Linked DNA regions of Homo sapiens: all the other regions are linked to region 1. The links are chromatin contacts, found by Hi-C or POLR2A ChIA-PET in ENCODE. All regions are on one chromosome and are shown on one strand. The core of a region is the stretch at or near the end of the contact, and the rest is flanking DNA. Distances in the headings are between cores, read along the strand shown.

Region 1 (6,301 bases), core at 3,048-5,547:
GCCTATCTGAGCTGGGGGTGGGTCAGGGGACTGAGTAGCTCTATATGATGAGTGAGAGTTGGCGGGAAGAATCTCACTTTTTGTATTTTGGCAAGAATTTGAAATCTCAGGGGTCTGAGTCATGCTGTAGTCTCACCACAGGCCTCAGGGGAGTCAACTTCTGACCTGGAGGCCTGGTCTGGGTTTGTGGTGTCTGAGTCATAGTTCGTGTGATAAAAGTACGTGCTCTGGTGTGGAAAGCAGGCAGAGGCTTTTTCACTCCATTCTGTCTCACTGACAATGAAAATGCTAGCTGTGACCCACCACATGGGTTTCATGACCCACGAATGGACCAGGCAGCTGTTTAGAAAACACTGCGGCTCAATTTCTGCCCTCTCTGAGGGGTGTTCTAGAAATCTGTATGGCTGCTGGATTGGAAAGAAAAGAGCAATTGCATGAGGAATTGGGAAGTGAGGACAAACAGAGAAGAAGCCTCAGCTACTATCTCTAAAATATTATCTGAGAAAGAAAACAAACAAACAAACAACAAACACATTTCTTTTCCTGAGGAAGGTGAGCCTTTAAATTATCAGGCCCAGAGAACATTTAGAACAGAACAGCAGTCATGGCTCACTTCCCCTTCAGCTAAGTGGTTACCTCTTGAAGCCACTTGCTATGTGGCTGTAGAATAACTGAGGCCAATTAGCCATAAGATGCCATCCACCCTATAGTTCAACACTGTGTGGGCAATCACTAACCAATGTTATTTCTGTAAACCAATGAGGATTCCTGACAACTCTGCAATCGCCCCATCTCCTGAGTTGTTCTTTTTTCTTTAAAAACTTGAGCCTCCTTTTTGTTCTTGGAGCACTCCCCATGGCAACTTAGAAGTGTGTCCTGGGCTACAGTCCTCAACCTGGGCACAAATAAACTCTCTATGTTAATTTTGTCTCATCTTTCTTTTAGGTAGACACATTAGCTTTGGGAGAATTTCAAAGAGTTTGAAGTTACTTAGATTTGGGAAACCTGAAGGGCAGTGGTGTGTCACTATCTGGTGTGGCCTGGCCTTCAGCCTCTCAGCCCCTTCCCTCCCCACCTCTCAGAGCTCAGGGCCAACTGCATCTCTGAAAGAGCCCAAAGACCTTGTTGAGGAGCAGGGGGATCCTGGCTGAGCCTGCAAGCCCTGGGTCTCTTCCAGACTTTCCTGCCTCTAGCAGCTGCTGCTCTAGGTGGCCATTGGTGGGCTGCATTTGCTCTCTGCTTGCAAACATTGATGACACAGGTATTTTGGGTGTGGTTTAGTAGTGGCCCGACACAATTTTGTTTCCAGTTTGTCACACTGACAAGGTTTTAACCTGACAAATGTTAAACACAAATTATAGGAGGCCATTGTTTTAGACTAAGCTCTTGCACTAGGCCCCAAAAGACAAGACTAAAAATAAAAATAAAGTCACCCATGCTAACGTTTCAGGTCACCAAACTTACTGGAAAGGCGTCCTGATCCTGAGCCCTAGAGAAAGTTCTTGGATCTCCTACAAGAAAGAATTTGGGGTGAGTCCACAGAGAACAGTAAAAGGAAGTTTATTAAGAAAGGAAGGGAATAAAAGAGTGGCTACTCCATAGGCAGAGCATCCCCAAGGGCTGCTGGTGGGTATTTTTTATGATTACTCTTGAATATGTGCTAAGCAAGGGGTGGATTATTCCTGAGTTTTCCAAGAAAGGGGTGAGTTATTTGGTTATTCCCCCTTCCCTTTTACAAGGGAACCCTTAATCCTAAGGGTTGTAGAGTCAGGAAATATGTCAGCAGGAGTCGACTCAGAGACTCTTCATCTTGAATAGGAGCTGGGTAAAATGAGGCTGAGATCTGCTGGAGTGCATTCCCAGGAGGTTAGGCATCCTTAGTCACAGGATGAAATAGAAGGTTGGCAGGTGGTATCACAAGATACAGGTTACAAAGACCTTGCTGATGAAACAGGATGCAGTAAAGAAGCCAGCCAAAACTGGCCAAAACCTGCCAAAAACCAGCAAGGTGAGGAAAACTACCTCTGGTCTTCCTCATTGCTCATTATTCGCTAATTACAATGCATTCTCATGCTAAACGACACTCCTACCAGCACCATGACAGTTTATAAATACCATGGCAACATTTAGAAGTTACCCTATATGTTCTAAAAGGAAGAATTCCTAGAAAACTCATGAATAATCCACCCTTATTTAGTATATGATCAAGAAATAACCATAAAAATAGCCAACCAGCAGCCCTAGAGGCTGCCCTGCCCATGGAATTGCCATTCTTTTATTCCTTTACTTTCTCAATAAGCTTGCTTCTTTCACTTTACTCTGTGGACTCACCCTGGCCCCGAATTCTTTCTTGCACAAGATCCAAGAACATTCTCTTGGGGTCTGGATTGGGACCCTTTTCCGGTAACAAAACTAAAACTAAGTTGTTAATCTACCTTCAGAGAGAGAGAATAGCAACTTCCTAACCAGGCCAGTTTCAGTCTTCAGTCTGAGGCAGCAAAATAGGGTCTGGAGGCAGGGAACATAAGGCCGATTCACACTTTAGCTATGACAGGAAATAGCCTCTGCGTAGGCCAAGTAAATGACTTTGTAACTTTGCATCATCCCTTTCATTTACATAGTGTGTGCCCCAAGCGGAGGACATTGAAACTCCCCAAAATTCTGGAATGGGGCCTTTGAGCCCCTACGCTCAGGCCCGCTCCCACACTGTGGAGTGTACTTTCATTTACCTTTTTTTTTTGAGATGGCGTCTCACTGTGTCACCAAGGCTGGAATGCAGTGGCATGATCTCAGCTCACTGCAACCTCTGCCACCCAGGTTCAAGTGGTTCTCCTGCCTCAGCCTCCCAAGTAGCTGGAATTACAGGCACCTGCCACTGTGACCGGCTAGGTTTTTTTTTTTGTTTTTTTTTTTTTTTTACTTTTAGTAGAGACGGGGTTTCACCATCTTGGTTAGGCTGGTCTTGAACTCCTGACTTTGTAATCCACCCGCCTCGGCCTCCCAAAGTGCTGGGATTACAGGTGTGAGCCACTGCGCCTGGCCGTACTTTCATTTTCAATAAAACCCTTAATTCCTTCCTTGATTTGTTTGTGTGTTTCACTCTTGTCACCCAGTATGGAGTGCAATGGCGCGATCTCGGCTCACTGCATCCTTCGCTGGGTTCAAGCAATTCTCCTGCCTCGGCCTGCCTAGTACCTGGGATTACAGGCACGCGACACCACGTCCAGCTAATTTTTTGTATTTTTAGTAGTGACGGGGTTTCACCATGTTGGGCAGGCTGGTCTCGAACTCCTGACCTCAGGTGATCCATCCGCCTCGGCCTTCCAAAGTGCTGGGATTACAGGCGTGAGCCACCACTCCCGGCCCAACCCCATGTTTTCTCAGGAACTGGAGTTCCCTTTAGGAAGCAAGTAACAGAGGTGCTGGGCTGCCCGGGCCTCTAGGTCGTCTTCTTTCCCAGGCTCTGTGCTCTCACCAGAGTGCGCGTTCGGGAAGCAGGGAGAGGACCAGGAAAGACGCCTGAGACGGAGAGTGGGCACCGGCCGGGGGCAGGCAGGTCCGGCCCCTGGGGGTCAGAGTGCAGCGCCGGTTTGAGGCAGTTCGGCCACTTAGCTGCGACTCGAAGTGAATGAGTCACTTCCCCTCCTCGGGCGAGCTCCTGGCTTTGCCCCAGCAAGCGGGAACTCCCAGGATCAGGAAGGTCCCAGAGAAACTCCCCAGGGGGGAAGCCGAGGCCGTCCAGAGAGATCCAGGGTACACACAGTGACAGTGCCAGCTCCACATTCCCGACCACCGGGCCAGGGCTGGTTCCACGCTGTCATTTCTCTCCGCTGGCCCCAGCCGCGGGGCCACCGCCAGACAGACAGACCGGGGATCCTGCCTGGCGGCGTGACCTTGGGTTAGTCCTAGAGCCGCTTCTAGCCCGGTTTCCTCCGCCCCAGGTTAGGACCACGTGGGTAAGAAGATTTCCTCTGTAGTAGGGGCTGTTTAATGAGTAACAGAACTGGCTGCTGGTTCTTTACAATTGCCCAGCTGCTCTGCAGAGGCGAGAAGCAATTGCGGGCTGAGCCTCCCGGGACCTTCGCGGGAGGGTGGAGAGGAGGAAGGCGGGGGAGGCGGGGCCAGAGGGGCAGAGGAAGGTGGGGGCGGGCGGGGCTTGTCTGCGGGATGGCCCAGGATGCGGTCAGCTGAGTTCGCCGGCCCAGGGCAGGCGGGGCCCGAGCCTAGCGGTAACCCCCGGGCAGGGCGGGGCCGCTCGCAGACTCCATATGAGATTCACCTCGCAGGTGGTTCCCTCATTCGAGTGCTCCGGCGCACAGACCCGCGCCCCGCCGTCTGCGAGCCTCCCGAGAGCCGTCCCTTCGTCCGGCCCTGGAGCATTGCGTTTGTCGCCGGTGTCGCAGTGCGAGGATGGCGCCGCGGGTGTAGCGGCTCTCTGCGCAGGCCGAGTGGTGAGTCGCCCGCGGCCCGGCTCCCGCCGTTCTCTCTTCCCAGGGGTCTAGCCCGTCCCCTGCCTTGGCCACGTGCCCATTTACCTGTAGGGGCGGTGACGGAGGCTCTGGTGCACCTTGGCTGTGAGCTGCAGAGGAGCAGAGAGCGGCCCGGCGCGGCTGCGCGGGGAGGCGGGCGCGCGGCCGGGAGGTTCTGGGGCTGGTGTGTGCGGAGCGAGGTGGGCGTGGGGGAAGCGCGCGGGCGGGATGTGCTTCCTCGGGTCCACCCCGTGCCTACCTCTCCCACGTCCCGGCGACGGAGCGCGCGGGGCTCTGGGCGGGGAGCCCACCGGGCCGAGGCGCAGCGAGGGTGAAGCCAGAGCCGGCAGGGTCAGGTCCCGCAGGGCGCAGGCGGGCGCTTCTCGCAGCCCAAACCCGGGCGGGGAGTGCGGGAACCCCTAGAACTATGCTGGGAGCCCCAGATAAGAGGAAGGAGATGGTGACTTAAGTGACGAAGTGATGTTTTGTCCCCACCGCCTTTTAAAGGGAGAAGGGGGTAAAATTTCATTTGGAGGATGATTGTTACGCGAGCTTTCAGAGTTCAGATGGCGTCAAGTGGCCATCGAGTCAACATTTAACAAAATGTTACCGCATAAAATATTGTCATCGAGTTATCTGGCAGCTCCGCAGAGAAACTTCACAGGCATATGCGTTATATGACATAATTTGCATGGGGAAGGGGGTCCCTTCACGATTCTTTTATATGGCAACCTGTTCTTGGACCTGGCAGGGCCCAGAGAAGCGAGGAACTCCGCAGCTCGTCGACACGTCTCGTCTCCTGTCCCAATTCAGGGCTTGGTGAGGTGACTCGCGGTCGCGGGTGACTCGCCGGCAGGACACTGCCTGGAACGCCTGGAGCGCCTCCCACTGCAGACGTCTGTCCGCCTCCAGCCGCTCTCCTCTGACGGTCAGTTTCAAAGAAACACAGTCTGGGATCCGGAGTAGAAAGAGGCCGTTTCCCGTGAAGGCCATAGAGGCAGTTTCCAGGCGCCTGGGTGACCTGTCTCTGCACTTCCCTCTCTGCTTCTCCATCCCTGTTTCCTTTCCCCACTGTCCCCTGCCTGGCCTTTCTTTGGCTCATTTTCTGCCTTCCTGGGGTCTTCTGGTTAAAAAGACCATTGGTTCCATTCATTGGCTGTAACCGCGGGTCTTTAAAAAACTTTGTGACTTCCTTGAATAGAAAGAATGTCTTACTCTGGATTTCTACAAGCGCTGCTGAGCCATTCCCAGGGCAGGCCTTTGTCTCTCCCGCCTTTCAGTTTGTTTGCCCATCTGCATTTTGGCCCAAGCTTTCCCCATTTCTCAGCTGCTCTTACATTATTTCTTTTTTCAGAGGCTACCCTGACCTTCTAGTCCTCTGCATTAAACCTCATCACCGCAGACCGTTTTAATTCAGCACAGGTGTATCGAGCACAAATTATATTCTTGGTTCCAATACTTTCAGCACTGGTGGGCATTCATGTTTCATTTAAGAAGGATAAATTAGTGTTTCTTTACATGGGCTTTTTGTCAAAGTGGAATTTTGTTGACTTTACTGATCTTAAAATTAACGCAAACTTATTGTAAAAACAAACAAACAAAAAAACCCAAAAACCAAAAATCAAATATATAACAGAAAATGAAACTTCTAGGTTTTCCTCTTCCCTAAAGATAAACAACAAACATTCTTCTTCCTTCTCCTCTCTCTCTCACACACATTTGCTTTTGAAATATGTTCATTCAAAAAAGTATTTTAAATGTTTACAAGCTAAGTTATTTATGCAAGTAACTTACCAATCTGATTTGAGTTTAACGGGTTAAAACTAAAAAAA
Region 2 (5,986 bases), core at 564-3,063, 3.1 Mb before region 1:
GGAAGAAGGGGGCAGGTGTTGACCTTGCGTCTCCCTGGTGCCATCCTGGGTGAGCTGAGCCACTCAGAGACTGTCTCCATTGCGGCATAGAGTTTGGGGTCCACAGTGGTCTCCCCAGGGATCCCAAGGTCACTGGAAACATGACCACTCATTTTGCAAAGGAAACAGACTTGCCCAAGACTGCACTGGGTGCCGTGAGTCAGGGCTGGCTCCTGGGGTGAACCCCGCAGGGCAGATGGGGAGATGGGGTTGAGAAGTGACTGGGCTGGGAGGGGAAGGAGGGGCCTCCTCGGCTGTTTCCTGTCTCAAGGCCTGGGCGGGAACCCAGAGACAAAAGGGGACCCCACCCAGCCCCACCCAGATGACAGGGAGGGAGTTGATGTCGTTGTCTTTACACCCCCGACCCCCCAGCCTGTGGCCAGTGGCTGCTGCCTCTCCCCTGGCACAGCCTCAGACTTCTTGACCCTTTCCTTCACAAACCTGGTCCCCAGTGGGGGTGGATGTCTGCCCTTCTCTTGACCTTTCTGCCCCTGGGAGGAGGACTGGCAGGCCTGCCCCTCAGACCCATCTCCCCTTGGTGTGTGGTACCCACCCTTCCCTGGATGGCCCTGTCTCCCGGCAGCCTGTCCTGGGTGGGCCTGTCCTGAGGTTCCTCTTTCTCCACCACCTCTGACATGGGTTTTCCTGGGCCTAGCTCCCATCCTCCTACAAGCTGGGGATGAGGGCACAAGTCACCCACGTCTCCAGGGCTCAGTGTTCTCCTCATCAAAATAGAGAGGACAATGTTTCATAAGCTCATTTTATAAGAATGAGGTAGAACAATGTGCACAAAGTGCTTAGCTCACGTCCTGGCTAGCCCTCCTCTTTGAGCCAGGCTCGTGGTCTCTTGCCTTCGGTGCTTAGTGGGGATCCTGGTCCCCAAGCTCTCCCCAGGGAGCTTCCGGAGTACACAGCGAGTGGCCTTCTGCCCCTCCCTGGGAGTCCTGGCAGGAAGCCCAGCTGCCTGTATGGCCACCCTACTGTGCCATGCCCCTACCTCCCGGGCTTCTCCCTGCCCTCCACCTGCCCTCCTTGATGGTAAATTGGGCTCCAATATCACTTCTACCAACTGTGTCCTGTGATACTCCATGTACCCCAGGAGAATGTCACCTCAACTTGGTGGGAATGTTTGGACCCTAGGGTGGAGCCTGACTGCTTCATCTCAGTGTCCCCAGGGCTCAGGCCAGGCCCCATGGATGAGATGCATCGAGGGAGCATCAACAACTGGCTGGGAAGTGGCTGGAGGGAGGTGCCCCTGGTCCCTCCTGGAAAGATAGTGCCTGGTATGTATCTGTCCAAGAAGTGTCATGCCCTGGCCCCGTCGGGCAGGAAAGAAGGGGCAGAAGATGCCTGGACTGTGTGGGAGGCAGGGGTGGGTTGAGGTGGTGGGCAGCTCCGGTGCTGACTTGCCAGCCCTGACAGGGACAGTTGCCTCCTTGTCTGTTCCTGTCCCCTGGGGCCGTGCTTTGAGGCACTCATTTCAGCCCCATCTGGTCTGGGTGGGTGTGTGCCACTGCCCCCTCCCTTGGACAGCAGCGTGCCTTCCTCTTTCCCTCAGGTCTCTGCGAGGACGCAAGGTGGGAGACCCTGGAGGAGGGGAGCCACTGCCTCCTGCCCTGGGCCTACCTGAGCTGCAGGTTCCTCATGAAGTCCTCCATGGTCACTTGGTCCAAAAGCACAAAGTCAGGTTTGCCATACTCAGGGCCTTCCTCGTCCTCCATCCTGCCGGCTGGAAACACCTTGCCTCACCTTCCTGTGCCTGCTGGAAGGACAGTGAAGGAGAGGGGGAGGGAAGGCTAGGGGAGGCCCCACCGCCCCCGCCCTGCCCCACCAGCCTCCTCCAGTGCTGGTGTAAAGTAGGAAGTGGGTTCTAGTCCTGGGAGGGGCTGCCCTCCGCACTTGCCACTCCTTCCCCCTCGAGGTGCTCTAAACCCTGCTTCCTGTCCCTGCGCCCCACAAGGAGGCTGTGCCTAACGGTCTGACCCGTTTGCACGCCAGGGGCGAGGGGCCGGATGCTGGGTCCTCCCCGCTTTGGAGGGTTCTTCGCTGGCCTCCTTCGGAAGCTCCCCTCCACCCACAAGCAGGAGACAAGACTCCGTGGGTTGGCTTCCAACCCTGGCAGCACGTTAGAGTCACTTGTGGGACTTTAAAGAAAGATTTTTTGACGTGATCTTGGTTACCTGGCTGTGTGTGTCTCTCAAGTCAGAACTGAACACTAGATGCAATATACTGTATGTACATTGTACATTAATACAAAAATGAAAAAGGATCCTAATGCCCAGGCCTTTGGGGTGGGGGCAACAGCCTTCTTTGCAGTGTGAAGGCCACACTGGGGTGTAGACGAGCAAAGCTTCTTGTGTGACCTGCCAAGGGCCAGTGGTCCTAGCACTGCAATTCCCCACCCCAGCCACGGGGGAGGGACAGAGGACCCCAGAGCATCCTCTGCATGGGGCTGGCCTTCAGTGGGACCCCTGTGCCCCTAACTGTCCTCTGCCTTGTACTTGTGTCCAGCCGATCCCCCATAAACTGCAGTGAGGACCAGGAACATGCCTGGAGCCCTGTGGCCTCATCTCAGAGCTGCTGTCCCTGCACTTTGAAGATGAGGCAGCGCATTTGGGGAGCGGCTGCATTTAGGGAGTGGCCAAAATCTCCAGACACTGCATTCCTGACACTTAGTGCTCCTGGAAGAAGTGGGAGGGGTGCAGTTCTCTTAGCTTCCAGGCAGACTGGAAAAAGTTCTTTTTCATCCCAGGACAGACTGGGGCAGGTCACACCCATCCTCTAGGAACACTGGGGCGATTCTCTCATCAAAGGTCAAATGGATGCAGTTCTCTCTCATCCTACAAATAGACTGGTGACATTTCTCTTTCACCCCTTCCCTCATACAGGGAGGTCAAAGGGCAGACTCCAGAATTCCCAAACTTCAGTCATTCATGTGCTGCCTTTGAGATTTGTTGTACTCATAAGCACTAGTTTAACTATTGTCTTTCAGTCATCCCATTTTTTAAACTTTGAAGTAATGGATAGGCAAGTTAAGTTTATTTTTTTCTCTCGAATACCTTAAAGCAAATGCATTCCTGATAAAACTGAAAGTACTTATTCAAGTACCTAATAAAACTGAGTCACGCACCACTGCAATAAGGGGCCACTGGCCTGAAAAATCCCCAAATTTGTAAGTGGGCAGCCTCTGGCTCCACCCTGGGCCAGACCTGGGGCTCCTCTTGGGCAAATTCAAAGTCAGTCCTTCGGAACTCTGACAAGTGTGGCCTCCTCCCCACCCCCAGGCTCTTGGGCTGGTGCTTTTGAAGGGTTTCCCAAACCTACACTCAAGTCTGGGAATTCTCACCCAGACTCTTGCCAGCTCATCTGTCTTTTCAAGTTTCACTTCCCCAACCCCCAGGGAGTCAAGCCAACCAGTGGAACCAAGATGGCTGTATTCCAGTAAAACGTTAAGGACACCGAAATCTGAACTTCGCAAACTTTTCATCTGTCACGTAATCATACTATTTTGGGTATTTCCCCCACCACTAACCACTTAAAAATGTCAAGACCACTCTTAGCTCAGAGATTTGGCTGGTGGGAGGAGTTTGCCCGCCCTTGCTTTAGCTGCTGCTGGTTGCTGGGACCCTGGGCGTCCTTCCTTGGTAGTTTGCACAAATTTGCCATGCATTGCCTCATTTGATTCTCATGACACATGTAGGAGTTACTGTTATTTTCATTTTACATATATTAAAACCGAGGCTGAGATGACATCACTACAAAGGAAGTTCCCTCCTGGGTCAACAGACCTCTGGGCCCTTATAGCACTGAATTCAGTGGGTCCTACTCAAATCCCAGGGAAAAGTCGGTCAGTCAGAGTCACGGCCTGGTCCTCAGAAGGGAGGACAAATGGTAGCTCTATCTGCAGCTTCCCCAGGGCATGCTCCTTACAGGGTATGACTGGTAGAACAGGTAGATGAACAAAGGCAGAGGCTCCTAATGGAAGGACAGCAAGGAGGGGCCACCACCAACTCAAGCCTGGCAGGGGCTGAGGAAACCATCCTGGCCCCAGTGAGTTTCCCTCTCATTATCTCATCTGGATCAGTTTCACAATGCCTGCCTCCACCAGGGCTCCTACGGCTGCACCTGCAGGTCCCTTGCCCTCACCCTCCTCGTTGCAACCTTCAAATCCCAGGCTTGCTCTGTTGGTGCTGACCTTGCAGCAAATCCCCAGCCCCAGAAAAATGTCCCCTTTCAGGGGAGTTGCTTTTTCGGCTCTACACAACTGTACCATAACTTAGTATTTCTATTAAAAATTTTTTTTTTTTACCTCATCTGAGGTGATACCATTGGGCTAATTGTAGGGGAATGGCTCTACCTAGGGGTATACTCTCATAGGCCACAGGCCACACAGCTCAACTGAGCCTCCTGGAACTGAGAGTGGAGGCCTAGGAGGCGCTGCCACAAGGCCAGCTCCATTCCCCGCTCCATCCTTCTGGGAGGCTATCAGGAGTTACTGTCTCCTGGGATTTTTTTTCTAAGCAGGGATGTGAGACTTCCGGTTCGTACCCCACTCCCCCCATGGTATAGCTGCAGACTAGACAATCTGCTCAGCTGCAGTCTAGAATTGGCTCCTCAACAAGGGGAGATGCTGTGCCTCCTGTTGCAGGCCCCTTTGGGTGCTTTTCCATTCACTGTCAGTAGTAAATTGGATGTAAGTCACTGGAGGCTGGGTGTGGTGGCTCACGTCTATAATCCCAGCACTTTGGGAGACTGAGACAGGTGGATCACCTGAGGTCAGGGAGTTCGAGACCAGCCTGACCAACATGGTAAAACCCCACGTCTACTAAAAATACAAAAATTAAGGCATGGTGGCATATGCCTGTAATCCCAGCTACTTAAGAGGCTGGGACAGGAGAATCGCTTGAACTCGGGAGGTGGAGGTTATGGTGAGCTATCATGCCACCGCACTCTAGCCTGGGCGACAGAGCAAGACTTCGTCTCAAAAAAAAAAAAAAAAATGCTGGGCCTGGTGGCTCACGCCTGTAATCCTAGCACTTTGGGAGGCTGAGGTGGGTGTATCATGAGGTCAGGAGTTCCAAGACCAGCCTGGCCAAGATGGTGAAACCCCGTCTCTACTAAAAATACAAAATTAGCTGGGCATGGTGGTGGGCGCCTGTAATCCTAGCTACTTGGGAGGCTGAGGCAGGAAAATCACTTCATCCGGGAGGCAGACGTTGCAGTGAGCTGAGATCATGCCACTGCACTCCAGCCTGGATGACAGAGACTCCATCTCAAAAAAAAAAAAAAAGTCACTGGTACTTTAATGGCTCTATTTGTCAGGGCTTGGCCTGGCCTGCTGCAACATTCCTTGACAACATCCCCAATACCAACATGGGGCACATCACACATATTAAGGGTATTACTTCTGTAACTTGTTTGAATGCTTAGGTGAATACCTAAGACTATCTGATGAGACAGAATGTCTTATCGAGCCAACCATCAAATGCTCCTGGAAGGTAAAGCTCCTGATGACAGTGCCTTTGTGCACCATCACCTCACTGTAGAACTCAGCCAGTTGGCCTTGGCTTGTGAACTCTCACCACAGCTTGCCACTGTCAGTTGAAACTGGTGGCACATGCACATAAGATGATCAGAGTTCCAAGTGGCTATCTACAAGCATGAGCATTGAGAATGGTGAAATACTTGGGGATCCCTTGGACTTAGCTGACAACTCCTTCAAGAAGACGCAGGGTCTTCCTATCTTTGCATCTGGCATATGTAAAAAACAGGCAAGACTAAATCACATATTTAAATCCATATTTATTAAATATCCCTTGTTTTTCATTCAGGAGATACCAGAAGGGCCCAGGTCCTGGTGCACAGCAAAGCTTCTCATTCTGGAAGCAGAGAACCTGGCACCCAAACCTAGGGCCAGAGGTCTGTCTGCCAGACCCACAGCCCAGGC
Region 3 (6,016 bases), core at 225-2,724, 3.1 Mb before region 1:
AGGGAATAAGAACTTCTTTGGGTTTATTTTTTCTTGACAGTGTGTTTTGGAGCTCTTTCATTATAGATATATAGTTTCTTTATTCTTCTTTAGGGTGGAATGGCATTTTTATCTGTGGGCTACTGTATTTAAACAGCAGCCCTCCTATGGACTTTTAGGTTGTCATTTTGCTTAAAAAATAATGAAGCAATTAATTTTCTAACCTGTCATGTATGTAATGCATCTGTAGGATTAATTCCCGAAAATGCACTTGCTGGGAAACATAAGTGCATTTGTAATTTTAGTAGATGTTAACAAATTGTTTTGTATGGTAGAACCAAGGTTTATTCTTTTTTTCTTTACCCACCTCTCAAGAGAACAGTTTTTATTAGGTGAAAGTGGTATTTGCTAAAAATTTTGAGTATTTTCCAAAATGAACTTGTTAAGTTTTCTTACTAAAAAATACATTTGTATCTCAGAAGAAAGTAGCAAAATATATTATATGAAAAAAATCACACCCACTAGAAACAACTGTTATTAGTCTTTCACGTTGCTTTCCTGTTTGTGTATGCTTTTCTGTGTTAGCAGTAATAATACAGTCTTATTACCTTGGTATTTATTTCAAACACTTGCTTAGTGCCCACTGTGTAAAGAGCTTTCTGGGGAGCTGTCACTGCCTGCCTGAATCTCCCTCACTGTCTGAGGGTGGTCTTAGTGCTCATGAGGTCGAGAATATCGAGTGCTGTGTCAGAAGGGCAGAGGTCAGGTGGATTTAAAGCTGTTGCACCAAAGCCAGGTGTGGCGACATGCCTGTAGTCCCAGCCTACTCATGAGGCTGAGGTGGGAGGATGGCTTGAGCCTAGGAGTTAGAGAATGCAGTGAGCCATGATTGTGCCACTGCACTGCAGCCTGGGTAATAGAGCAAGACCCTGTCTCTAAAAAATAAAAAAAATAATAAATAGGCTGGCACGGTGGCTCACGCCTGTAATCTCAGCACTTTGGGAGGCCGAGGCGGGCGGATCACCTGAGGTCAGGAGTTCAAGACCAGCCTGGCCAACATGGTAAAACCCCCGACTCTACTAAAAATACAAAAATTAGCCAGGCATGGTGACACATGCCTGTAATCCCAGCTACTCGGGAGGCTGAGACAGGGAGAATTGCTTGAACCCGGAAGGTAGAGTTGCAGTGAGCTGAGATCGCGCCACTGCACTCCAATCTGGGCGACAGAGCGAGGCTCTTTCTCAAAAAAAAAAAATAAAATAAAATAAATAATAAATAAATAAAACTATGCATCAAGCACCATCTCCCTGTCCCCTGGGTATGCCTTTGGAAGTGCAGTTTGCAGAGTGAGTGAGATGAGGCAGGGGAGTAGGAGGAGGAGCTGAGGAGGAGAATGGGGCAGGGGAAGATGAGACAGGGAGGAGGAGGAGGGGAGGAGAGGGGAAGGGATGAGAGAGGGAAGGAAGGTGGAGTCATTGTTCCTGCTGTTGCCTTGCGTGGCTGTGACAGCTGTTGAAGCTGTCTTCTCACAGTTTTGCACACTGTGGGTTATGATTCATTAGTGGCATGTGAAATCAACCATGTAGGTAGCAACCTTTTTTTCATGTAAGAATTTAAAGGATACAAGTATAAAGTTAAAGAACTTAAGGAAAAATTTTGCTAGATTCATTTTGAATTAGAGCTGTCACGTATTTCTTAGCTATCTGCATGGAAAACACCTAGAAGCAATGACAGTCCAATAGCAGTGGAGCACACCTAGGACTTTATTGTAGTCTGAATTGTATGTCAAGTAGTGTGGTTACAGTAAGTGAGGGGATGTAGCTTTTTGCCACAAAATCTGTACTTTGGAAGGTGAATGTGAAGCAATGAGAACAAATGGAGATTATTAATCTGTGCTGTGGTTGGCGTTCAGAATTAGGCCACATTTTAGTATGTTTCATGTGGGGATCATTATTTTTTTTTGGACCAGCTTTTTTTTTTTTTTTTTTTTTTTTTTTTTGAGATGGAGTCTTGCTCTGTTGCCCAGGCTAGAGTGGAGTGCAGTGGTGCGATCTCGGTTCACTGCAAACTCCGCCTCCCGGGTTCACGCCATTCTCCTGTCTCAGCCTCCCGAGTAGCTGGGACTACAGGCGCCCACCACCGTGCCCGGCTAATTTTTTGTATTTTTAGTAGAGACGGGGTTTCACCGTGTTAGCCAGGATGGTCTCCATCTCCTGACCTCGTCATCCGCCCGCCTCGGCCTCCCAAAGTGCTGGGATTACAGGCATGAGCCACCGTGCCTGGCCTTTTCTTTAGAGTTTCTGATGAATTGCTTTTCTTTTTTCTTTCAAAAGAAACATTAAATTTTAAAAAATTTCAGTAGCTTTTGGGGTACAAGTGGTTTTTGGTTACATGGGTGAATTGTATAGTGATGAAGTCTGGCTTTTATTTTATTTTTTGAGACGGAGTCTCATTCTGTTGGCCAGGCTGGAGTGCAGTGGTGCGATCTCGGCTCACTGCAACCTCTGCCTCCCGACCTCAAGCGATTCTCCTACCTCAGCCTCTCGAGTAGCTGGGATTACAGGTGCCCACCACCACGCCTGGCTAATTTTTATATTTTTAGTAGAGACGGGGTTTCACCATGTTGACCAGGTTGGTCTCGAACTCCTGAGCTCAAGTGATCCACCAGCCTCGGCCTCCCAAAGTGCTGGGATTACAGGCATGAGCCACCTCACCCTGCAAGTCTGGGCTTTTAGTGTACCCATCACCCAAAAAGCGTACATTGTATCCAGTAGGTAATTTTTCATCTCTCACCTCCCTCCCACTTTCTCCCTTTCTAAGTCTCCAGTGTCCATTATATCACTCTGTGTGCCTTTGTGTAGCCATAGTTTAGCTCCCACTTATAAGTGAGAGAACCATGCCCGGCCCAGACTTCTTTTTTTAAATGTTCTAATAAAACTTTATTTACGGCTGGGTGCAGTGGCTCACACCTGTAATCCCAGCACTTTGGGAGGCTGAGGAGGGTGGATCACCTGAGGTCAGGAGTTCGAGACCAGCCTGGCCAACATGGCGAAGCCCCATCTCTACTAAAAATACAAAAATTAGCCGGGTGTGGTGTTGCGCGTCTGTAATCCCAGTTACTTGGAAGCCTGAGGCGGGAGAATCGCTTGAACTTGGGAGGTGGAGGTTGCAGTGAGCTGAGATCGTGCCACTGGACTCCAGCCTGGATGACAGAGTGAGACTCCGTCTCAAAAAACAAAACTAACAAAAACAACAACAAAACACAAGAAAACCCCACTTTATTTACAAAAACAGGTGGCTTGCCTGTGTGGTAGAGTTTACTCAGCCTTTTTCTAGAGAATGCCTTGTTATTGTGAATGAGATTCAGTTTTATTATGGTAGGCAGTGAGATTACTGGGAAATCTTTTTTTTTTTTTTTTTGTCGTGTGCATCTTTGTTTAGTCATTATTTTGATAGCTCTGTATCAGTTTTTTTTTTTTTTTTTTTTTTTTTTTTTTTTTTTTTTATGAGACAGAGTTTTGCTCTTGTTGCCCAGGCTGGAGTGCAATGGCACAATCTTGGCTCACTGCAACCTCTGCCTCCCAGGTTCAAGTGATCCTCCTGCCTCAGTCTCCGTAGTAGCTGGGGTTACAGACATGTGCCACCACGCCCTGCTAATTTTGTATTTTTAGTAGAGTTGGGGGTTTCTCCATGCTGGTCAGGCTGGTCTCGAATTCCCGACATCAGGTGATCCTCCTGCCTTGGCCTCCCAAAGTGCTGGGATTACAGGCATGAGCCACCGCACCCGGCCTCTGTATCAGTTTTGAATTTAGTTCTGGGTGTTTTCCTTACACCTAAAGTGTGGACTTTTTGGATTTCTACTGAGTAGCCAGTTCAGCAAAGTCTCTTCAGCTGATTATAATGTTCAGGAAAGACTCTTCAGCTGATAATAACTTCTGGCATCACCATTCAGCAGTCAGTCAAACATTAAATGATTACCTGTAGGCATTGTGGAGTTTCATCTCTGCATGTCCAGGCCAGCCCTTAGTCAAGGCCCAAGAAACATGTTTTTATCGTCAAGAACTTCTAGGCTCTTAGTTTACATAATGGAATCTTACAGATTTTCCTTTGTTTGCTTGCTGAACACTGTCATTGTCACCCTGGGATTTCTTTTCTCTGCTTCCTGGGTTGGTTCCACTGTTTCTTGGAGTCCACATCTTTTTCTCTCTTGGATGATCCTCGTTTTGCTGGGAGTAGATCCTCTAGTATGTTTTTCAAAAGGGGGTTTTTAGAGTGTAAAGATCCCAAGGCACTGCAGGTGTGAAAATAACTATTTTGCACCTTGATTGACAGTTTGGTTTTAAATTAACTTCCAGATTTAAATTAATTTCCACACAGAATTTTAAAGGGATTACCATATTCCCATTTATCAGGATACATCTGATGCTGATCTGAGTCTTACTGCTTTTACAGGTACTTTTTTTTGCATTTTCTTATTGGAAACCTAAGATTCTCTTGAAATTCTGCAGTTTTGTGAAGATGAGTCTAAATGTTGAGGGTTTGTCTCTTACATTCAGCCTACTTGTTACTGTGCTTTTTCTGTCCATAAAATTGAGTTCATCGTTGTTGTCTTCTGATATTTGTGTCCCTCTTTGATTCTGCCTGCTCTTATTCTCCTCTTAGGAAACTGTTAGACTCGATGGACCCAGCTTCTGTGGCCTTTAATTTTTCTCATGTTAAACTTTTTACCTTTTCACTTTATGTTCTAAGACAGGGTTGGCAAACTTCATGTAAAGGACCAGACAGTAAATATTTCAGGCTGTGTGGGCCAGGGGGCAAAATTGAGGCCATTAAGTAGGTACTTATATAAGAGAGAAAGCAAATTTTCGTAAATTTTTTTATTGATGAAATTCAAGGTATAATAATTGAGTACAATTTTTTGTAATATGGTTCTACTACTGAGAATGGAATTCTTTTTGGGGGCTAACATTTTGCTTAATCAGGGTTCAAAGTTGGTGATTCCCTTTATCGAATTGGTGGCAAATGTTCATCTGTAAAACATTTGCAGCTGTGGCCATCAGCAGCAGGCAGGCATTGGCCAACCCCGCAGTTCTCCTTCACATCATTCTTTGGGCTCTCCGCTATGTCCTTGTTATTATTCTACGAATTTTTTATTTTGGCAGTCATATTTGTAATTTCTAAGATATATTTCTTGTTCTCTGTTCTCTCTTTTTCTTTTTTTTTTTTTTTTGAGATGGAGTTTCACTCTTGTTGCCCAGGCTGGAGTGCAATGGCGTGATCTCACCTCACCGCAACCTCCGCCTCCTGGGTTCAAGTGATTCTCGTGCTTCAGCCTCCCGAATAGCTGGGATTAACAGGCATGCGCCATCACGCCCAGCTAATTTTGTGTTTTTGGTAGAGACGGGGTTTCTCCATATTGGTCAGTCTGGTCTCAAACTTCTAACCTCAGGTGATCTGCCCACCTCAGCCTTCCAAAACGCTGGGATTACAGGCGGGAGCCACTGCACCCGGCCGTTTTCTCTTTTTCATAGCTATCTAGTCTTATTTTATGGATGCAGTTCTTCTCAAGTGTCTCTAAGTATACTAGCTAGAATGTAGGTTCCTGTGCCTGTCTCTTCCCATTTGTTCTTTGGCTTTTCTCTCTCATGCTGACCGTGGGGATCACTGTGTTTGTGAGGGAAGGTTGGGGTTGACTAGTGTTCAGAGCATGTGGGTTTTCTTTTTAGTCATGTCTATTTCCCTGGAATCCTTCCCCTCCCTGCAGTAGCCAAAATAGAGGTGAGGCTGCTCAGCTGAGTGGCACCTCTTTCTGTATCTCCCTCCTGGTTTGCCTTTTTCCCTTTGAGCCTACCTGAAGGTCAGGGTCAGCTGGTTCTGCCCTGTATAGGCAACTTTTAGGAAGGAGCAATCTGAAATTGTGACTCTACTCTGGTTTTTAAAGACAGAAAGTGACAGTCCAGTTAATACCGGATATTGACTCAAATCTAGTTCTGATGCTGCTTTTCCAACTTTATGACAGTTTCTACATCTGTGGTAT
Region 4 (5,715 bases), core at 1,451-3,950, 3.1 Mb before region 1:
GGGCACCTGTAATTCCAGCTACTCCGGAGGCAGGAGAATCGCTTGAAACTGGGGGGTGGATGTTGCAGTGAGCTGAGATTGCACCACTGCACTACAGCCTGGGCAATACAGAGTAAGACTCTGTCTCAAAAAAAAAAAAAAAAAAAAAATTAGCCTGGTGTGGTGGTGCATGCCTGTAATCCCAGCTACTTGGGAAGCTGAGGCAGGAGAATTGCTTGAACCTGGGAGGCAGAGGTTGCAGTGAGCTGAAATCATGCCACTGCACTCCAGCCTGGGTGACAGAGTGAGACTCTGCCTCACACACACACACAAATCACATGTACCTCATAAATATGTACAATTATTATGTGTTAGCTGGGTGCGATGGCTCATGCCTATAATCCCAGCACTTTGGGAGGCTGAGGAGGGAGGATTGCTTGAGCCTAGGAGTTTGAGACCAGCCTGGGCAACATAGTGTGACCTTGTCTCAACAAAAATATACTAAAATTAGCCAGGCTTGGTGATGCGTCCTTGTAGTCCCAGCTACTTGGGAGGCTGAGATGGGAGGATTGCTTGAGCCCAGGAGGTTGAAGCTTCAGTGAGCCATGACTGCATCACTGCACTCTAACCTGAAGGACAGAGTGAGACTTTATCTCTAAAAATACAAAAGAAACAAAAAATTATTTGTCAATTAAAAAAAAACTGGCAGCTTTCCTAGTTTTCGGTCCTGCTTCCAGCTTAGGAGCAACCAGAGAAAGACAAATATGTGCCCCTAACCAATCACTTGGGATGCCCTGCCCCTTGCTTCCCCAGGCCAACAGCCTCAAATGAGGACATCCCTGGAGGCTTCCCTTTTTTCACTATAAAGCTTACCCACTCCTCTGCCTGACATTGAGTCTCATCCAAATACAAATGATGGTGGCTGACTCCCTTGTTATAGCAAGCTAACAGCCTTTTTGCTTTTCTCATTTTATTGTCTTTATTCCCAGTTATCACCATCTGATCATTAGCCAGTGGACTTTTGCTTGAAGCATGAACCTGTGTATGCAAAGACAGGGCAAAGGTATTCTGATGGATAAGAACAGCCTGAGGAAGTCAGCACATCCAGAGTTAGGCTAAGAGAAGTTTTAGTAGTGTTGTTTACTGTATTATGGAGTGATAAATATGCATTTGTGGAAGACGGTGGAAGACTTTAAATATCAGGCCTTTGTTCTGTGAATGGTGGGAAAATAATGACAACCAGATGCGCTACATCATTTGCGTGTGTAAATGTGGCAAGCTGGATTATTGCAGAAGGCAGATTGAAAGGGTGTTTCCACTATCTCTGCTTTATCTTGCAGAGAATGGAATACTTATGCCTTTGGAGAGGTCTAGAGACCAAGTATTTCTTTTGAATATCAGTATAACATAGGCCCAGTCAGGAGACAGAAACACAGTAAAGAAAAGTTTAATATAAAGAATTATTAGGCCGGGCGCGGTGGCTCACGCCTGTAATCCCAGCACTTTGGGAGGCCGAGGTGGGCGGATCACCAGGTCAGGAGATCCAGACCATGGTGAAACCCCGTCTCTACTAAAAATACAAAAATTAGCCAGGTGTGGTGGCTGGCGCCTGTAGTCCCAGCTACTCGGGAGGCTGAGGCAGGAGAACGGCGTGAACCCGCGAGGCAGAGCTTGCAGTGAGCCGAGATCCACGCCACTGGCACTCCAGCCTGGGCGACAGAGCAAGGCTCCGTCTCAAAAAAAAAAAAAAACCACCAAAAAAACACAGTTTACATTCTAGCTGTGCTACAAAGTTCTTACCGGCAGATTGGTTTAGTGGCAAAATAGCAGACCTGCTGGTGACTCCAATTTGTAGTGTGCTTTTGGGCGAATCACCTCATTCCCCGGACCTCATCTGGAAAATGTGGAAATTATACCGGATGACTGGTAAGGTTCTACGATTTTATTCTGATAGGGTCTGCACATCCTTGTGGTTGCACTTCTATTTTCCAAATGTGTTTGTCTAAGGCAGGCAGACTTTATAACAGAGAAGTACTAGAAAACGGATTCCCTGTGGCTCAGGGAATAAAGTGGGACACAAGAAAAAAGAAAACCGCACCGCACCCAGACTCTCGGCGGGACGCCCCGCCCCTCAACAGTGGCCGCCTCCTCGCGCCCCTCCTTCGCCATCTGCCGGCCGCGTCCCCTCCCGCCGGCCCCCGTCCCCCGTCCCCCGCCCCCCGTCCCCTTTTCAGAGACCTGAGCTCCGCCTCCCTGGACGCGAGGCAGGCTGGGAAGTCGGCCGCCGTAAAGATGGCGGCAAATTGAAAAAGTTGGAGCTGCTCCCGCGCGCGCTCCCGCGCGCGCTGAGTGGGCGGAGCGAACAGGGGGCTGGACAGGTGCGTTCTCGCGGCCGTGCAGAAGCGAAGTAGGGGTAGGAGCGTTTCCGGCTCTCCTGAAGGACGCGGGGCGGGGTGGGGGTGGTGCAAGGCAGGCGCGTTCTCGGCCGTCCTGAAGGGGCAGGATCTTCAGCCTGTGGGCGGTGCTCTCGCCGTGAGCGGGGCCAACGGGCCGTGTTCTCCCTGAAGGGGCGGGGTCTGATCGCTGCGGGTCGGATTCCCTTGGGCCTGAAAGTGAGGATGAGCGACAACCGTGGGCGGGGCCTGCGCTGGGGAAGGTGGGGCCTGGGCGGGGCGGAGGGGGCTCGGGCCCGGAAGTGCGGGTGTGGGGCGCGGCCGGGGCGGAGACTTCGGGCCCGGCTGGCGGGCGGCGCCGGGAGCGCGGGGGCGGCGGGCCCGGGTCGAGCATGTAGCGGCTGCTGGCGGCGGGGCTCCCGGGGCGGGCCGGGCGGGCCGCGGGAGCCGCACGCGGCGATATGGAAGAGGAGGGCAAGAAGGGCAAGAAGGTGAGCGTGCGCGGGGGCGTCCTACTGCTGTGGTCGGCGGGCGGCTGGGTTGAGGGGCCAGGGTGGGGTGGGCGGGTGTTCCTTGGGGCCCGGGGGGGGGGGCAGTGGGCCAGCTGGCGGGGCGGGGCGGGGCAGGGCGAGACCCCGGACAATGGTCAGGTGGGCTTTCGCGGCCGGGCGGGCAGGAAGCGCCGCGCCTTTCCTCTGGCCCGGGCAGCGGCTCGCCCCGACCTCGGCCCCAGACGGCCTTCCCTGCGCGTCGGGACCTGGGGCTGCAGAGGAAGTGGGCCCGGCGAGGGGCCAGAAAGCTGTCCAGGGCTGGAACTGGAGCTAGTGGGCTGTGTGGTTAACGTGGAGACGTTTGCTGCTCACTGGACTTCGTTTTTGGATATCCAGTAAAAGCAAGGGTGGCCTTCACCTTATGGCCAGCTCACTCGTCCACTATCACTCAGACCTAAAACCATTGATTGATTTTAGTGACGCTAGCTACATTTGGCAGTGGGATTTAGGACATAGTTCATAGTCAAACCCCAGTTTATGTAGTTTTACAAAATGTGGCTTTAATTACAGTAAAGGGTTATAGTAGTCGATAAAGAAACATTTTAAGACTGGAAAAACGATGTGGATTGAACTACCATTAAAGTGGAAAATGGATTTTAATAAAATGTATCTTTTTCAAATAAATGCTTTATAATCTTCACGTCTTGGCTATCATTTTCTTTTTGATGTGTGTGTGCGCACTTTTATCCACAAGTTTAAAGCAGACCTCGATAATTCCTAACTATGATTTTACTACCCTGAACTCTGCAGGGAAGTGTCCTTTAATTGACAGCTACTCACCACCTTGTTTGACAGAGTGCCCCATTTAAAAGTCCTGTTTGAAATAGAATGTAGCCAGGTGGCCTTCAGGGAGTCCTGTGGTGCTGGTTCTCTACTTTCTCAACTCATTGTTTCATGTTAGCACCATGCATGTCTAATTTAGGTGCAGTATAATTTGCGGTTATCTACAAAGATGTTTTAAGTCTGGAAAATAGCTCAAGATAGTGATTCAGCCTGCAGGTGTTAGATTAGAGATGCGTGCTGCGCACAGAAGAGGGAGGAGCCAAGCAGTGTAAAAGGAGTTAGCTGGAAAGGAGAGGTGCTAACCCGGTGGCTGCTTAGTAGGGACCATCAGGCCCGAGTGTGGATGATGCTGAGCTTTGCGGAAAGTGAGCCATGTGCTCTGTGGAATGCCGGGATCCAAGAGCGCGCTAAGGACTGATGACCTCATTGTGCACCGCTTACAGGAGTACCTGGCCCATCTACCTGTGTGTGATAGGCAAGGATGGAATTGAGTGATTTTTTTTTCTAGAGCTGTCTATCAGCTTTGGTAGAAACATGAAACACCCAGCAAATAGGGAGAGAGAGAGAGAAGCAGTAAGACTGTTTTTGGGGTACAAGTGAAAAAACAGTAAAATTATCAAGAATTTTCCAGTTGGGTAATGAAAAAATTTAGGCATAAACAGGTTAATTATTAATTTCATTTTCTCACTAGAGGAGATAATCAGTTGTTATGTAGTTGCTTAAGCCAGGGGTTTTGTGTTTTTTCTGTATTCTGCCACTTGTCTTAGCTTGTTTCCTGTAGACAAGCCAGACAAGGAGCTTTGGGGCATGGATTCTTCTCCAGGTCATGACTTAACACTACCTCGTGTACTCTGCCAGTTGCAAGCTGGCAGAACCTTCCTGCTCAGCTACCACATTCAATGTGAGATCACCTCCAGTTTAATAACTTCGGTGGTTAAATCATTCTCATTAAGGTAAATTGCATTGCTCTAAACTTATACACAAATTCAGACATAAGTAGCAGAAGTGCTGACAATAGTTTTATGAAGGTACAGTTTGGACGCTTAAATTCTTCTAAGTTAGCTTCTTCAAAAAATGCAGAATTAGGCTGGGTATGGTAGCTACGCCTGTAATCCAGCACTTTGGGAGGCCAAGGCTCGATCACTTTAGCTCAGGAGTTCGAGACCAGCCTGGGCAACATGGCAAAACCCCATCTATACAAAAAATACAGAAATTAGCCAGGCGCGGCAGCGCTCGCCTATAGTCTCAGCTACTTGGGAGGCTGAGGCAGGAGGATCACCTGAGCTCAGGTGGGCCTTTTTTTTTTTTTTCTTTTTAATCTCAGACACTTGTCTTGGTGTCTGCCAAGCAGTGATTCAGGCTTTTTTTTACCTCGGCCCATTTTCCTCAGGACACAGGAATCAGTGAGTTGGCAGAGAACCTATGGACCAAAGTGAGTCTCACGGAAACTTGGCCCCAGTGTATCACTGCCCTTTCTCAAGTCACCTCAGCACATGTGGTGATGATGACTGTACACCTGGGTTTCCTCAAGTGGGCCATGGTTCGTTTAACAAATGTCTGTTGAGCCCCTCTTGTGTCCCATGAAACTCACTGGGTGATGGGGATACAGGAAGAGCTTGTGGCCCCCAGGAGCTGATGGGGAGATGGATCACTCATGGGTCCATCTGAAGGAATGAGTGCATTGACAGAAAAGTCCTCTGGCCACTAAAGGTGTGGGGCCTGGGGAGTAGAAGTGACCACTTGGGGCTGCTCTTCTGTCCTGATGTCTACAGAGTGTCTACTTTTTAGCCTACAAGTTCTGTTTTGGGGTTTGGAGAATAAGGCTCCTACCTACGGTATGGACTCATGTTCTGTGCATTGTGGCACTATGTAATTCCTTTTTTTTTGAGATAGAGTTTCGCTCTTGTTGCCCAGGCTGGAGTGCAATGGCACGATCTCAGCTCACTGCAACCTCCGCCTCCCGGGTTCAGGTGATTCTCTTGCCTCAGCCTCCCGAGTAGCTGGGATTA

What was found. Hi-C counts contacts between places; a loop is a spot of excess contacts on that map. ChIA-PET counts read pairs that join two places held with the same protein, here RNA polymerase II (POLR2A). Pooled maps may share reads with other maps.
Region 2: a loop to region 1 is called in a pooled map, with 11 times the contacts of the local background. The contact joins the promoter of MYO1G here to the promoter of UPP1 in region 1. A Hi-C loop is called at or near these places in 9 of 37 single-sample maps with no recorded cell type and 14 of 50 pooled maps. POLR2A ChIA-PET finds 5 or more read pairs at or near these places in 2 of 52 experiments (H1 and common myeloid progenitor, CD34-positive).
Region 3: a loop to region 1 is called in a map with no recorded cell type, with 8 times the contacts of the local background. The contact joins the enhancer-like site here to the promoter of UPP1 in region 1. A Hi-C loop is called at or near these places in 3 of 37 single-sample maps with no recorded cell type and 1 of 50 pooled maps. POLR2A ChIA-PET finds 5 or more read pairs at or near these places in 1 of 52 experiments (GM12878).
Region 4: a loop to region 1 is called in a map with no recorded cell type, with 20 times the contacts of the local background. The contact joins the promoter of CCM2 here to the promoter of UPP1 in region 1. A Hi-C loop is called at or near these places in 9 of 37 single-sample maps with no recorded cell type and 9 of 50 pooled maps.

Annotation. Positions count from the first base shown.
Region 1 is chr7:48,084,968-48,091,268 of GRCh38, forward strand. UPP1 (uridine phosphorylase 1) reads left to right here and starts at 4,298. Exons shown (of 9, transcript NM_003364.4): 1 at 4,298-4,451; 2 at 5,221-5,397. RefSeq lists enhancers at 3,301-3,830, 3,643-3,852, 4,363-4,892 and silencers at 3,993-4,332, 4,673-4,862.
Region 2 is chr7:44,977,202-44,983,187 of GRCh38, forward strand. It overlaps MYO1G (myosin IG), which reads right to left and starts at 1,814. Exons shown (of 22, transcript NM_033054.3): 1 at 1,666-1,814. The coding sequence starts at 1,760. It overlaps SNHG15 (small nucleolar RNA host gene 15), which reads right to left. Exons shown (of 3, transcript NR_152597.1): 3 at 5,822-5,986. RefSeq lists a silencer at 1,757-1,846 and enhancers at 2,047-2,116, 2,147-2,196, 3,424-3,553.
Region 3 is chr7:45,020,342-45,026,357 of GRCh38, forward strand. The region is part of intron 1 of CCM2 (CCM2 scaffold protein); the gene reads left to right. Among named protein-coding and RNA genes, the nearest start is that of CCM2, 23 kb to the left of the region's middle. Within about 2 kb of position 1,475, at least 2 of the 41 ENCODE cell types and tissues checked have a DNase peak (open chromatin) inside an H3K27ac peak, as active enhancers do; they include GM12878, where a contact is called at or near this core.
Region 4 is chr7:44,997,501-45,003,215 of GRCh38, forward strand. It overlaps CCM2 (CCM2 scaffold protein), which reads left to right and starts at 2,701. Exons shown (of 10, transcript NM_031443.4): 1 at 2,701-2,863. The coding sequence starts at 2,834. LOC102723334 (a long non-coding RNA gene) reads right to left here and starts at 2,508. Exons shown (of 4, transcript XR_428139.4): 1 at 2,218-2,508; 2 at 1,780-1,873. RefSeq lists silencers at 1,968-2,017, 2,648-3,177.